Linked DNA regions of Homo sapiens: region 2 is linked to region 1. Evidence: read pairs that join two places in POLR2A ChIA-PET (ENCODE). Cell type or tissue: OCI-LY7. All regions are shown on one strand. Links, peaks and the distances in the headings refer to the core of each region. The heading gives the core; the rest is flanking DNA.

The links. ChIA-PET counts read pairs that join two places held together with the same protein. Peaks named below come from ENCODE experiments on the same cell type or tissue, not always from the same donor. Only the 100,000 strongest peaks of a DNase experiment are listed, where the experiment ranks them.
Region 2: POLR2A ChIA-PET joins it to region 1 with 5 read pairs; 3 of 35 experiments call an interaction of 5 or more read pairs at or near these places.

What each region holds. Positions count from the first base shown.
Region 1 is chr7:77,831,936-77,840,311 of GRCh38, forward strand. PHTF2 (putative homeodomain transcription factor 2) reads left to right here. Exons shown (of 19, transcript NM_001395272.1): 2 at 8,286-8,365. The coding sequence starts at 8,321. Among named protein-coding and RNA genes, the nearest start is that of PHTF2, 37 kb to the left of the region's middle. RefSeq lists an enhancer at 2,982-3,482. In OCI-LY7, for the core only: no CTCF peak of the experiment used is centred there; no DNase peak of the experiment used is centred there; H3K4me3 peaks cover 746 bases; H3K27ac peaks cover 1,184 bases.
Region 2 is chr7:77,774,240-77,782,615 of GRCh38, forward strand. RSBN1L (round spermatid basic protein 1 like) reads left to right here. Exons shown (of 8, transcript NM_198467.3): 7 at 4,099-4,207; 8 at 4,291-8,376. The coding sequence ends at 4,929. Among named protein-coding and RNA genes, the nearest start is that of TMEM60, 20 kb to the right of the region's middle. In OCI-LY7, for the core only: no CTCF peak of the experiment used is centred there; no DNase peak of the experiment used is centred there.

The sequences.
Region 1 (8,376 bases), core at 1,092-6,091:
TGCAGAGCACACACAGCTTCTCTTATATGCAGAAGTAAGATGGCTTTCTAAGGTAGATCACTGGCCAGAGGTTTTGAGTTACAAGGTCTCTCCAGAGATTTTTTTTTTTTTTTTAGAAAAATAGTTATCACTGGTAGCACATTTCAGTGATGCAGAATGGGTCACAAAACTTGCTTACTTGTGTGACATATTCAACCTGCTCAAAGAACTCAGCTTGTCACTTCAGGGGAGAATGACAAATGTGTTCGAGTCAGTAGATAAAGTGGCTGCATTCAAAGCCAAACTGGAATTGAGTGAACATTGAGGGATTTTTTTTGACATGCTTCAAACATTAACAGAGATTTTTAAAGAGACTCAGCCAGGACCTTCTTTCTCCCAGCTGGTGCATGATCACCTATCTCAGCTTTCAAAAGAGTTTGAGCATTACTTCCCAACCACAGAAGACCCCCGAACTGGGAAGTAATGGATCCACAAGCTGTTTGTGAATAAGCCAGCTGTATCGACTTTGTCCGTGCTAGAAGAGGATCAACTGCTTAAGGTCACAAATGATGGTGGCCTTAAAAGTATGTTTGAGACAACTTCAAATCTCCATACATTCTGGATTAAAGTCAAGGCGGACTATCCTGAGATTGCCACAAAACACTGAAAAGTCTGTTTCCATTTCTAACATCGTATCTTTGTGAAGCAGGGTTTTCTGTAGTATAGTTAACAGCAACCAAAATGAGATTATGGAATAGACTGGACATAAACAATACACTTTGGGTGTCACTGTCTTCCATCATCCCCAGATGGGACCATCTAGTTGCAGGAAAACAAGCTCAGGGCTCCCACTGATTCTATGTTATGGTGAGTTGTATAATTATTTCATTATATATTATAATGTAATAATAATAGAAATAAAGTATACAATAAATGTAATGCTCTCGAATCATCCCAAAACCATCCCCCCTACCCTGGCCATGGAAAAATTGTCTTCCACAAAACCAGTCCCTGGTGCTAAAAAAGGTTGGGGACTGCTGCAAGTAAGAGATAGATAATAACTAATAATAAAATAGGACAATCGTAACAGTATACTCTAATGAAAAGTTATGGAATTTGGTCTCTGTCTCCAAATATTTTACTGTACTGCAGTTACTGCAGTAACTGAAATGTGGAAAGCAAAGCCTTGGATAAAGGGAGTGCTACTCTAAGGGGAACACAGAACAGGATGAGAAATATTAAATGGAAGAATTTGGGAGAAACTTATGGAGAAAGTGGAATTTTGGAAGTCTTGTCAAAATCTTCCTTGTTTTAGAAAGAGAAGTGTTAATTTTGGCACAGAGGTAGAAAAATGTTGAAAGTATGGGATGGTTGAAACAAGACATATGAGAAGATGATGAGCAATAATGTTGGACAATTAAGGTCAGATTGTAGAGAGTCTAAATACTTGTGGATTTTATTTTGTAAGCAGCAGAGAATGATACAAGGTTGTTGGAATGGAATAATAATATGAGAGTCTGAGGAGATTTATAAAAACTACCTTTAAAAAATTAAAAGCTCTTTAGGGCCAAGCGCAGTGGCTCACACCTGTAATCCCAGCACTTGGGGAGGCTGAGGTAAGAAGATTGCTGAAGACAGCAGTTCAAGACCAGCCTGGGCAGCATAATGAGACTCCATCTCTCTCTACAAAAGATTTAAAAAATAGCCTAGTTTGGTGGCATGCAACTTTTTGTGTGATATACTTCTCAGCAGGATGTGCATGAGGATATGTTATGTGCCCTTTTGTTGCTGAGTCTAGCTACTTGGGAAGCTAAGGCAGGACAGTCACCTGAGCCCAGGAGTTTGATGTTACAGTGAGCTATGATCAAGCCACTGCACTTCAGTCTGGGTGACAGTGAGACCCTATCTCTAAAAATAAATTAAATAAGATATTTTTTATTTAGTTTAACAGTTTCTACTATGTTAAATTCCATATATGTAACACTAATTTAAGTAGTAATATTAATGTTTTTGGGTGTGTTAGAATTCAGAGAAACTTCTGTACATTATTGGAATTGGTGACCTGAAAGGAAGAAGCTGGAGCAAAATTAATACAATTAGAGGGTTTATTTGAATCAAGCTTGAGGATTGCAACTGGGAGCACAGATTTGAGTTGCTCTGAATATACCCTCTGATTAGCAGCAGTTAAAAGTGCATTTTTCCAGCCTGGACAACATAGCCAGACCTCGTGTCTGCTAAAATTAAAAAAAATTAGCCAGGCATCATGGTACATGCCTATAGTCACAGCTATTTTGGGGGCTGAGGCAGAAGGATCACTTGAGCTGGGAAGTCGAAGCTGCCGTGAGCCCTGATCGTGCCACTGCACTCCAGCCCGGGCAACTGAGTGAGACCTTGTCTCAAAAAAAAAAAAAAAAAAAAAAATTTTAAACGGAAGGAAGAAGCAGTTCCTGAGTTGTTTACTGAGAATTTATGTTAAAATAACATAAACTGTTGATTGGCTATACATTGTTCTTTGTATCACAAATTCCAGAAACATGAAGATAAATGAGTGAGGCAGCTAGTCAGGAAGAAAATGACTTTAAACAGTTGCCCCCAGGCTTGGGTGTAGGGGCTTGACTCAAGTCCTATACTCACGTGTCTGTGCTTGCCTACCTCACATGGCTCAGACTGCTCGGAGCTCTTTTTCTTTTCACACAATTGTTATTTAACCTTTATTGAGTTGTGGAATATCTGGCTAGATGGCACTTGGGGAAAACTGAGGTCCAGAGAACTCAGTAACTTATTCAAGAGCACACAGCTCTTAGTATCAGAACTTGGATCTAGAACCCAATTATCTTGATGCTTAGTCATTGCTTTTTATCTGCTGTACTTCCTGTACCATATATTACAGTGTACTGAGTACTTAGAGACAAAGAATGTTGCCACATTTTTTCCTTAAGAGTGTTTACATATGACCAAGTGACCTGTGTGGCCACATACTGCTTTACATTTCTATTTAAATTACAGATTTTTGAGCATATGTTGGTGCTAGAAGAGAGACATTAAGCTTCAGCATTTTTTAGTCCAAAGGAAAGCTGGCCGGGTGCGGTGGCTCATGCCTGTAATTCCAGCACTTTTGGAGGCCGAGGCGGGCGGATCACCTGAGGTCAGGAGTTCGAGACCAGCCTGGCCAACAGGGTGAAACCCTGTCTCTACTAAAAATACCAAAAATTAGCCAGGCGTGGTGGTGGGCGCCTGTAGTCCTAGCTACTGAGGAGGCTGAGACAGGAGAATTGCTTGAACCTGGGAGGCGGAGGTTGCAGTGAGCCGAGATCACACCATTGCACTCCAGCCTGGGCAACAAGAGCAAAACTCCGTCTCAAAAAAAAAAAAAACAAGAAAAAAAAAAGAAAGCTTCATCTTGGAGGAAGTAGGATTTGAGCTGATTTAGAAGGATGTATGAGTGGAGAAAAGAATGGAATAGGAATAATAATAACACACGCAAAGTGTCAGGGGTGGAAATACATTGTTTTCTGAGCCTAGTGAGAGTCATGCCAGAACAGACAAATTTGTTTCAGAATAATGAGAGATGTACATGGTAACATTTATGTAGTATTTGATAGAATTTCTGTAACATGGGGATTGGTTAAAAATCTGACAATGTGGGAGACCATATTTGTACAAAGAATACTCATAGGCATTATTATACTGTTGACCCTTGAACAATTGGGGTTAGGGATACTGACCCCTGTGCTGTGGAAAATTTGGCTGTAACTTTTGAATCCCCCAAAATTTAACTACTAATAGCCTACTGTTGACAGGAAGTCTTACTAATAACATAAACAGATAACACATATTTTATATGTTATATGTTTATATACTGTATAATTACAATAAAGTAAGCTAGAGAAAAAGTGTTATTAAATTGTAAAGAAGAGAAAATAGGCCGGGCACAGTGGCTCACACCTGTAATACCAGCACTTTGGGAGGCTGAGACGGGAGGATCACCTGAGGTCCGGAGTTTGAGACCAACCTGACCAACATGGAGAAACCCTGTCTCTACTAAAATTACAAATTAGCCGGGTGTAGTGGCGCATTCCTGTATTCCCAGCTACTCGGGAGGTTGAGGCAGGAGAATCGCTTGAACCCTGGAGGCAGAGGTTGCGGTGAGCTGAGATCACGCCATTGCACTCCAGCCTGGGTAACAAGAGCGAAAACTCCATCTCAAAAAAAAAAAAAAAAAAAGAAGAGGAAGAAGAAGAGAAAATACATTTACTATTCTTTAAGTGGAAGTGGATCATGATAAAGGTCTTCATCCTTGTCATCTTCACACTGAATAGGTTGAAGAAGAGGAGGGGTTGGTTTTCCCTTCCTGGATAGCAGAGGCAGAAGAGGTAAAGGAGGTGAAAGGGGAGGCAGGAGTATCAGGCACACTTGGTATAACTTTTATTGAAAAAATCCACATGTAAGCGGACCAGCGCAGCTTACCCACCATGTTGTTCAACTGTATTTGATTGAGATTCCGTAAAGGCAGACTTAACATACCATCTCTTCTGTACTCATCTTTTCCCACCACCCTGGTCTTTGGCATTTTGTGTGGAAATCAATACAGCAAATAAAGACACATGCACACATATGTTTATTGTGGCACTGTTCACAATAGCAAGGACTTGGAACCAACCCAAATGCCCATCAGTGATAGACTGGATAAAGAAAATGTGGCACAGGTACAACATGGAATACTATGCAGCCATAAAAAAGGATGTCCTTTGCAGGGACATGGATGATGCTGGAAACCATCATTCTCAGCAAACTAACACAAGAACAGAAAACCAAATGCTGCATGTTCTCACTCATAAGTGGGAGTTGAACAGTAAGAACACATGGAGACAGGGAGGGAAACATCATACACCAGGGCCGGTCGGGGTGGGGGGCTTGGGGAAGGATAGCGTTAGGAGAAATACCTAATGTAGATGACAGGTTGATGGGTGCAGCAAACCACCATTGCACGTGTATACCTATGTAACAAACCTGCACATTCTGCACATGTACCCCAAAACTTAAAGTATAATAAAAAAAGCAAAAAAAAAAAAAAAAGAATTTCAGATATTTTGTTAAGGTGTGACAATTAAATCTATGTCAAGGATAGTGTTAGCTTAGAGTTAACTGCCTAATGTTATGCCTGCAGTTAGCCCTATGGTTTTAGGATTGGATTATTTCTAAATAAATAAAGATTATGCATCATAATACCCATCCTTGTATCAGATCAGTTGATCAAAAAAGATTAAGATCCTCTATTAAAGGTCCCCAGTAGGTTTTTTATGCTTTTTTCTGTAAATAAACTTTAATATGATCATTTAACATTAAACCTGAGCTATCATGACAATACAGTCTATGAACCTGTATTCCTGGACTGTCATAGAATCAAAGAAGTTGGAAAGGCTTTAGAAATAATCTTCATTATTCCTGAAATAATTTGACTTGTTAATCCTTGTTGATTATACCCACGTGTAATTGGGTATCTTTGAGTGCTTTGTCAGATAGCTGGTTCAGAAATCTATCTTAGCATGCTGTAAAACCTGTTTTAAAAATAGGTATGAGCCATTCAGTGTGACTGAAAGGTTGTTGACACAATGGAAAAACTATTAAATGAGTTTGCACAGAAAATCACCATTACTGAAGAAAGGTTTTTTTATTTTAAACAGAAAATTCGTTGAATTTTTATTTCTATAGACCCAAATAAATACAGTTTAAAATATTTAGAACACTTTATATAACTAGAATACTGTTAGATTTTTGGTATTTATCTAAGTGTAGCTTGGTAAACAAATATATAAAGTCTTTGCGATTATTTTCTTGTGAGGCAGGCAGTGTTTTTCAAACTTTCATTTGAGCTTTTTCTTTTAAAAAATACTATTATTTATATGTGAACATTTAAATATTCCCTAAATATATTAAATATCTGATATGTTTAATAGAGTGATAAAATCCTTTCACGTTTTGTGTATGAAATGTATATTATTTACATTGTTGGGGGTTAGGAAAGAGGATCTTTATTTTGTTAGATAATCTGGAATATTTGTCAATAAAGATTGGGTAAAGTGAAAAGAGGGTAAAGTGAAAAGTTGATATTCTCATATTTTTGTACCATTTTTCATAGTTTGCTTGAGGGGATAGGTTATAACCAATCTGGAAAGCATTCACAGTTGTCATGACAAACAAATACAATGAAGGTGTAGTGTGTATTGAATAGTCCCCTAGCAAAATCAGTGGGGCAAACCTCTGGGATACAAGGTGGTTGAAGTTAATAAATCATACTCAAAGGCTTCCAGGACAGAAAAACAAAAATGGGAGATTTTAAGTCAGTAAGGGAAAGCTTCCTCAAAAAACCCTCGTGAGAGAAATGAAGATAGCCACACCTGACTGAGAAATTAAGTGGAGGTGAACTTTGAAATCTGTAAATAATCCATGTGTATGTAATTGAGAATTGACATTGTGACCTTATGATAATTGGATAGCTATTTTTATTTTCAATGTGAACAAAAACTGATTGCATGTATTTCTCCTTAAACTGCTATGTTTAAAAAAGGAAATATAAATACTTCTAGTTCCTAGATTGGGGAATTTTTTATATGAAAATTGATGTTAAAAATAATTATAATTGAAAACCTACTGTATGTCCTGGACTGTGGCAGGCATCTTATATATATTATTTATTGGTTACAAAGATCCTATAAGGGGTGGGGAGGTACAGTTATTTCTAGTTTATAAGTGAAAGAAACAGGTTGAGAGAAATTCCGTGACTTATTCAATATTACATAATAGATAGTAGAGCTAATATTTGAATTCAGGTATTTTGACTCTAACCTTCTTTTCTTTCCATTATGTTAGGCTGTTTGTCAGGAATTTCAAAACATAGTTTGCTTGAATTTGATCAGTTAGAGTCACTAATATCTTAGGAAAGGTTATAAAATAATTTGGTTTATAACAGTCAAAAATACAGGCATTGAATAAATTCTGCTTTAAATTTTAGAGGTTTATCGTCTAAACATTTGAACTTGTTGATAATTTTTATTGTATCTGAATCTTAATATGCTCAAAAAGCATGCATGCTCCCACTCATGCATGCTCCCACTCATCATGCATGCTCCCAAGAGTGGTATATAAAACCTCCGGTACTTTGTTTACTGAGGCAAACTAGTGGTAGCGTTTCTACAGTTGCAGATCTGTATGTGCTAGGATTGGCTCAGCAGGGTGCTTTACCCCCAGGATTTCCCTGAGATCATCCTGTGTGTCCTTGGATGATTTTGGTTTGTAATGAGTTCTGCAGCCAATAACTGCTTTTGAACCTGTTTTAGGCTCATCCTTAACACTAGACCAGAGGTAACCTCTATGCCAGTGTCATCTTGTGACTAAAATAGTATTCTGGAGTTGATGGGAATCAGTCTCAAATAACCTCTAGGGTTAAGGAATCATTAAGTTTAGTACCTATCCTGTTTTAGACAAACACAGAAAAGATGCTTATGAAATGGTTTTTGGTATTTGTCTTAGTTTGATTATTTTTAAAAGAGATTTGCAGAGTTATAGAACATATCAGCAGTTTTAATCTGTTTCTTGTAAGTTACAATTCAGTAGCTTAATTTTTTTCAATAAAATAAACTTTTAGGGACTGTATTTTATAAACTGAAATATTAAAGAGTTTTTTTGATCTTTGAGGATTAATTGTCATAACTACTTAAATGACAGTTAGCAAACTGTGATATCTGGGAAGTCTTTAGTGTTAATTATTCCTGTGTATTAACTCTAATATTGGCTTAGTATTTAACATAAATACTTTTTGGCTCTTGGGTTATTTTAATTCAGTTTTGTGTTTACTGAGTGTCAGGGAAAATTAAATATCATTATAAATTCTGTCATCTCTGTTAAGCCATCCTTTAGCAATGGTAACTGACACTGGTTTTTAGAAACAAACTACATTACTGATTGAATGAATTGGTTTCTTGTATGTGGATTTTTAGATGAACAATTTCTGGTATAACCTAGGAAATTCTGAAATTTCTTTAAAAGATTAAAAAAAATTCAATCTATTTTGTAAGAAAACAAGTGTTATTTATTCATGCAAATAGAACTTTCTATTATTGTGGCAACTGATTTTTGTTTACTTAAGAGAACCTGTTGCTAAAATAGTAATGAGGAAGAGTGTAATATAAGTCTCGTCATACACCCCTTGCTCTGCAAGTAACCAGAGTGCTATGTCTGCATGCTGTTCAGTCTCCTTTTGGAAGGTGGGAAATAAAGTCATTTGTATGTTTTTCTCTCTTGCACAGCCTAAAATGACCAATGTGTGATTTCAGTGGAATAAATGGCGTCCAAAGTCACAGATGCTATAGTCTGGTATCAAAAGAAGGTAAGTTGATA
Region 2 (8,376 bases), core at 1,832-6,831, 57 kb before region 1:
ACATTAAATACCTTTCCATTTATTAAATTGATAAAACATATAAAGCAAAGTTATTGTAATTTTGCGGCCAGGTGTGATGGCTCACGCCTGTAATTCCAGCACTTTGGGAGGCCGAGGTGGGTGGGATCACCTGAGGTCAGGAGTTCGAGACCAGCCTGGACAACATGGTGAAACCTCATCTCTATTAAAAATACAAAAATTAGCTGGGGCCAGGTGCGGTGGCTCACAACTGTAATCCCAGCACTTTCGGAGGCTGAGGTGGGCAGATCATGAGGTCAGGAGTTCAACACCAGCCTGACCAACATGGTAAAACCCCATCTCTACTAAAAATACACACATACACAAAAATTAGCTGGCCGTGGTGGCACGTGCCTGTAATCCCAGCTACTCAGGAGGCTGAGGCAGGAGAAGTGCTTGAACCCAGGAGGCAGAGGTTGCAGTGAGCCAAGATCGTGCCACTGCACTTCAGCCTGGGGCGACAAGAGCAAAACTCCGTCCCACCACCAACAACAACAAAAAAAGATAATTTTGCTTGCTTAGATTTTTGTTTTCCAAAATTGAGTATTGTTTGGGTATGAAATGTGAGTTGGAATATGCTATTTTGCTTATTAGAGCCATTAAAAATTTTTTTTTTCTTTAAGAGATAGGGCCTCACTCTGTTGCCCAGGCTATAGTTCAGTGGTGCTGTCATGGCTCACAGCAGCCTTGACCACCCATCTTCAAGCAAGCCTCCTGCCTCAGCCTCCTGAGTAGCTAGGACTACAGTCACACACCACCACATCCAGTGAATATTTATTTATTTTTACATTCTGTTTATTTGTATTACTGTTCCTTGCAGAGCAGGACTAACTCATAGGCAGTATGTCCAGAGTTGGCCTATTTTAAAATTTTTTGTAGAGACACGGTCTTGCTCTGTTGCCCAGGCTGGGAGCTCAAAGTGCTAGGATTACAGGTGCGAAACACTGCACCTGGCCTTATTAGAGCAGTTTAATTTTTTAAAAAAAGGAGAAACAGGCCAGGTGCAGTGGCTCATGCTAGTAATCCCAGCACTTTTGGAGGCCGAGGTGGGTAGATCACTTGAAGTTAGGAGTTCAAGACCAGCCTGGCCAACATGGTGAAACCTTGCCTCTCCTAAAAATACAAAAATTAGCTGGGCATGCATGCCTATAACGCCAGCTATTTGGGAGGCTGAGGCACAAGAATTGCTTGAACCTGGGAGGTGGAGGTTGCAGTGAGCCGAGATCGTGCTGTGTTTCACAAATTTTTCTATTGCATTTTCATTTCAGTTCAGGATATCTCTAATTCCTGTTTGATTTCTTTTTTAACCCATGGGTTATCAAGAAGTGTTGTTTAGTTTCCAATATTTGAGGATTTTTTTCCAGATTTTTGTTTTGGTGTTTTTCATTTCTAATTTAATTTCTTGTGGTCAGAGAACATATTCTGTATGATTTTAGTGCTTCTAAATTTCTTGGGGTTTGTTTTATGGACCATCTTGATGAATTTTTATATGTCCACTTTAAAAAATGTGTATTTTGGCTAGGCGCGGTGGCTCACAACTGTAATCTCAGCATTTTGGGAGGCCAAGGCGGGCGGATCACCTGAGGTCAGGAGTTCCAGACCAGCCTGGGCAACATGGTGAAACCCCATATGTACTAAAAATACAAAAATTAGCTGGGCGTGGTGGCACACACCTGTAATCCCAGCTCCTCGCTAGGCTGAGGCACAAGAATCGCTTGAACCTAGGAGGTGAAGGTTGCAGTGAGCTTAGATGGCACCACTGCACTCCAGCCTGGGCGATTGACGTGAGACTCCGTCTCAAAAAAAAAAGTGTATTTTGCTGTTGTTAGGGATATAGTGCTCTATAAATTAAGAGCAATTAAGTCAACTTTGTTGATAGTGAATGTGGTTCACTTTTTTTATATTCTCACTTATTTTTGTCTGCTTGTTAATTTGCAACTTTAATATTGGATTTGCCTGTTTTTCCTGTCAGTTTTTCTAGGTTTTGCTCTATTTTTGTGACAGCTTTATCAAGCTATGATCACGTATCATACAGTTCACCCATTTAAAGTGTACAGTTGAATAGTTTTTAGTATATTCACAGAGTTATGCAACCACCACCAAAACGATAGAACATTTTCATCACCTCAGAAAGGAACTACACCTTTTAGACATCACCTCCCCAATTCTCCATCTTCCATCCTGCCAGCCCTAGGCAAGCACTAATTTACTTTCTGTCTGTAGGTATATGTCTATTCTTAACATCTAATATAAATGGAATCAAATAACGTGGTCTTTTGTGATTAGCTTCTTTCACTTAGCGTAGTGTTTTGAAGGTTATTCCATATAGTTTGAAGCTGTGTTCTTAGGCAAGTACACATTTAGAATTGTTATTCTTGATGAATTGGCCCCTTTTTTCATTATAAAGTGCCCTTTTTATCCTTGGTAATATTCCTTGTCCTGAAACTTTGTTAATATAGCCAATTCAGCCTTCTTCTTATTTGTATTTACATGCTCTATCTTTTCCCATTCTTTTTCTTTTAACTTATCTGTATGTCTATATTATTGTTACATGTAGATAGATATCATATAGTTGGGTCTTACCTTTTTTTTAATCCAGTGACAATCTCTGTCTTTTAATTGGAGTATTTAGATTATTTATATTTAATAGAAATATTAGTAAATTTGGTTTTAAATTTACCATTTTGCTTTTTCCAATTTGCTTCTTTATTCTTTATTCTTTTGTTTCCCCTTTTCTTGTCATTTTTAAGCATTCCATTTTACCTCCATGATTTGGTTAGTAGCTTGTAGCTCTGTGGGTTTTTTTTTTATTTCAGTATTGTCAACTTACCACAATCTACCTTCAAATAATATGAGACTTCTTTATGTAATGTGTAAGAACCTTTCAATAGTATACTTCCATTTATTCCCTCCCCCCTCACATTTCTGGCCTTTGTGCTAATTGTCATGTATTTTACTTTACATATGCCATAAACCCCATGATGTATGTTATTTTGCTTTAAAGAATCATTTCTAAAGAGATTTCTTTAAATTTAAAGAGAATAAAACCTCTTTCATATTTATCATTAGGTGTGCTGTACATTCCTTTTCATAGATCTACATTTTCATTTAAGTATCATTTTCCTTCAGCCTGAAGAAATTCCTTTAGCAGTCTTTGTTATGCTGTTTTCTCGGTGACAGATTCAGCTTTTGTTTATTTGAACATGTTTTTATTTCACATTTTTTGGAGGATATTTTTTGGTGGATATAGAATTCTAGATTGACTTTTTCTTCTAATACTTTAAAAGTAGTCCATTCTCTTCAGGCTTGCATTGTCTTTGATAAGTCTATGGTCAGTCTTATCCTTCTTTCTCTGTATATAATGTATTACATGATTCTCAGATTTTCTCTTTTATCACTGGTTTTTAGAAATTTAGTTATGATTTGCCTTCATATGATTTTCTTTATGTTGTTTGGAATTTTATTCCAAAATCCATTTTTTAGCATCTCTTTAAAAATGTATTTATATATTCCTAATTAATTGAAGAATTTGAGAGTTTTTTAGAATTATATTTAAAGGCATGAGTAACCTCAGCAAATACCAAGTTTATTGTATTAGTACTTTTCCAATGAAGTCTCTTAATTTATAAAGTTATTTAAGAGTTTTATGCATCAGTATAGTTATATGTATCTTCTATGGAAATAAAATACTCCCTTTTCCTCATATTTACTTCTAATTTTTATGTAGTGTTTTCAACTTTAGCACTTAAATTTATGAAGCATTGATCTTATTCTTCAAATAGAACACTTAATTTTCTTGGTTTGTATAATTTACCAATTCAGATCATTTCAATTTTCCAAACTCTTGTGACAAATGTTTATATAAAAACGAAGTCAGTTTTTAATCTGTGTCTAGGTTGAAAGTCATGGTGTTGGCCCTTTCTTTAAATATGTGAAATGGCTTTCCAATTAACAGTTTAACTTTATTTGTAAGACAGTACTATGGTATTGACCATAAAGTATTTTTGCTTTGAGTTTAATAAGGACTCAAAAGAGTGAAGCATTTATGGCAGATTCTTGTTATCTCGTTTTCTTTTTTAGGCCTGATCAACCCCGTATAACCAAAGATGTAATTTGTTTTCATGCTGAAGATTTCTTAGAAGTAGTTCAACGAATGCAGTTAGATTTACATGAACCTCCACTGTCCCAGGTATTTTTAATACACTTACTGTCTTTGGTTTAGTTTTTATTATGAAGAGAGTTATTTGTATTTCTTGTTTTATTATTTTTTAGTGTGTCCAATGGGTTGATGATGCAAAACTGAATCAACTGAGGAGGGAAGGCATTCGCTATGCCAGGATTCAGCTATATGATAATGACATTTATTTTATTCCAAGGAATGTTGTTCATCAGTTCAAGACAGTTTCAGCTGTATGCAGTTTAGCATGGCATATTCGGCTCAAATTATATCACTCAGAGGAGGACACTTCTCAGAATACAGCTACTCATGAAACAGGCACATCATCAGATTCCACATCATCTGTTCTTGGACCTCACACTGACAACATGATTTGTGCTGTAAGCAAAGCCTCCTTGGATTCTGTTTTTTCAGATAAACTTCATTCTAAATATGAATTACAGCAGATTAAACATGAACCTATTGCATCTGTAAGAATCAAGGAAGAACCTGTGAATGTTAATATTCCTGAAAAGACTACAGCACTGAATAATATGGATGGCAAGAATGTTAAAGCAAAATTGGATCATGTTCAATTTGCAGAATTTAAGATTGACATGGATTCTAAATTTGAAAATAGCAACAAAGATTTAAAGGAAGAATTGTGCCCTGGAAATCTAAGTCTAGTTGATACAAGGCAACACAGTTCAGCACATTCAAATCAAGATAAAAAAGACGATGACATTTTGTGCTAAATTTGCATATACCATCTAAAATCCTTTTTTAAAAAAATTTAATGTAATAAAGATTCATGAATTCTGAAAGCAAGCCAAGGACTTGCTCCTATGTCTGTTACAAAACATAGTTTATGTAGCTTTGTAACATTCCTCAGTGCCTGTCCATAACTGTGAAGTATTAAGCACTTAGGGCCAGATGCACTGTAAACATTGCAGGTTTAAACATAAAGGAGTCTTTAAAAAAAAATCATTTACGTTGGAATTTTAGGTTTTAGAATAGAGCTGACATTAACATATATATATATATATAAATATATATATATATTTTGTAATATGAGCCAGAATTCTTTTTCAACAATTTAAAGCTTTTCCATAGAGCTTATTTATATCCTTTTTTTTCATTTTAAATGTGTCAGCACTGTAGTGTAAATAGCTTTTAAATATCTTTTTAGTGTGATTTATACTGAAATGTGAGCCACTTAATAAAGGTTCATATGTTCATATTAATAAATATGTTTTCTGTTGAGTCTGTAAAGACAAACTGACAATTCATTTAAGTCATTTGATAATGATTCTCTGCTGGTATATCTATTTAGTGTGGTATTGTAGTGCAAATGTACGTAATTCAAATCTAGTAAATATTTAAGTTCCTCACACTGTGCAGGCTTTTTTTTTTTTTTCTTTTTTTCTTTTTTTTGATACGGAGTTTCATTCTGTCACCAGGCTGGAGTTCAGTGGTGCGATCTCGGCTCACTGCAACCTCTGCCTCTCGGGTTCAAGTGATTATTCTCCTGCCTCAGCCTCCTGAGTAGCTGGGACTACAGGCACGCACCACAACACCCAGCTAATTTTTGTATTTTTAGTAGAGATGGGGTTTCATCATGTTGGCCAGGATGGTCTTGATCTCTTGACCTTGTGATCCGCCCACCTTGGCCTCCCAAAGTGCTGGGATTGCAGGGGTGAGCCACAGCGCCCAGCCTATGCAGGCATTTTTAACAACCAAGACTCAGTTAAGAAAGTGTGCATCTGCGTGTGTGTGAATGTGTATATATATGTATATATATATCATATTTTGCATAATTTTCTTAAATTGCTGAATAAGATCAATATGTGAAATTCCTTAGCCCTTCTCCCCAAAATACATTGAAAAAAGTTTTATATTAAACTATTAAGAAAGCAGTTTAGGTAATAGAAACAGTTTTAGAAAGTTGGGAGAAACAAGGTATGTTAATGATAACAAAGGCTTCTAACTAATAGTTACGTGGCCAGATTACATAGCCTACCATAGATTTTTTTTATTGTGTATGGGATGATAAGAAGTTTAGAGAATTTTCTTACTAGTAAGTACCTTTACTAAGTAATAGCTAAGTATAAAATCTTTAGTTACAGAAAGCTTGTGAGCAATTAAAATCCTTTTACATTTTTCTTGCAGAATGGGAGAAAAATATGGCAAATACAAAACTGTAAAATAAGGGCAATGACAATGACTCAACTGCCATATAGAGATATAATTAACAAAATACTTTGTGGTACCTCTTATCTCTCAGGATCTCCTCCCTACCCTAGCAAGGCAAACAACTTGGAGTACTTCCTTTTCGAAAGAAGTTCTAGAAATTAAATTGAGGTAGGAGACGGATTGACAGTGCCTAACTAAAGATGAGTAAAACAGACCTCTTTAATGATAGACTCACTATTTGACACTGCTTCTACTATTGTAATTAAAAATCAGAAGTCTTTGATGTATGCGTTGCTGTAAGAAACTCTGCTCATTGCAAATCTATTTTGTTTGTTTTTGGTATTATTCTGGGCACATACTTTGGTTGATGACTTTCAATTGGGGTTCTTTGTGCTGCCTTTTGGGTTACTGTTGGTATTTCCATTTCTGGCTTAATTTATGGTAACCATCAAAACTGCTTATATTTCTGGTTAGGGCGAAGCCATTTAGGAAGAAGCATTTCACCAGAACAAGTAAAAGTTAATTGCAGCAATGATGTCAGTTTTGGCCCCTAGTTTAATAAAAGGATAGGCAAATATCATAGGAAATCTTCATGGTTTGTAGGAAATCAGTGTTTGCAACGTAGGAAGTTTCATGGGATAGGGAAGGTATAAATCAAGATAGTAAGGGTTTTGTTTTATATGTCATTGTCTTACCATGCTCCCCACCTATTTAATCTTCTGTTTTAAGCTAAATTTATGGATTTGCACCTACCTTTTTGAGTGGCAGAAGTTCTTAACAAACCAGTATTGAGAAATAAGAAGGGATGTAGTTAAAATGGTTTTCTGTTTCTCTTTAAAGTTGAAGAATGATATATTTAACAAGAGTTGTGTTTTATTTCCAGTTTTCCAGTAGCATATATGTAGATGCATTGAGGTCATACTGTGAGAAAATGTCTTTAGGGTATCCCTCCAAAATAGGAGCCTTAAACTTTTTAACTTAAAGGAAGGCATATCTAAAAACCATAGTGGTTGCTTTTAGGTATAGTTTCCTATATAACCTATAGTCAGACTTATCTATAATATGAAAATTTAATTGTTTTAAAAATGCATACATCGGCCGGGTGCAGTGGCTCACGCCTGTAATCCCAGCACTTAGGGAGGCCGAGGCGGGCGGATCACGAGGTCAGAAGTTTGAGACCAGTCTGGCCAACATGGTGAAACCCCGTCTCTACTAAAAATACAAAAAAATTAGTTGGGCGTGGTGGCGTGCGCCTGTAATCCCAGCTACTTGGGAGGCTGAGGCAGGGGAATTGCTTGAACCCGGGAGGAGAAGGTTGCAGTGAGCCGAGATCGCCCCACTGCCCTCCAGCCTGGGCGACAGTCTCAAAAAAAAAAAAAAAAAAAAGCATACATCTCTGAAGGTAAAGTATAAATCAGTGGGCTCAAGATTTGCAGGTACAGCCTTGTTAATGCCTTCAATAATGCTTACGTTCCTTGTCTTATGGGTTATAATTTTCACATCCTCTTCAGATACAATCTGAGAACTTGTTGACTACCTTTGTTACATGCAAAAATTTTCTATTTTAATATTGCATTATATTAATGGTTTCATAGTACATTCCAGTTCTTTATCTGAATACAAGCGTTTTGCTTTTATTTCCAGTTTCTTGGACCAGAACAATAAAATACATAAGACATCGTTTCTATATGGTCATATACTATATAGAATAAAGAATTGTTATGTAAATTATTAAATGAGTATACAGACCTTTACATAAAAACTAAGGTACCTCAGTGGAATCTGCTACAGTGCTTCCCCCTCCCTACCCCTCCATTTTGTTTATAACCTTTTAGCTATCTAAATAATACGTATTCCATACTCAGGATAGCTGGTTAGCTAGCAAAAGAATTAACATTTGTGATATTTACTTGCAAACTTTACTGAAGCCATATTCATTATCTTCCTTGTCACCAAGGCTGTTGACCTTAAATAAACATTAAGTTGATTTTGCACAACACTGTATTTGT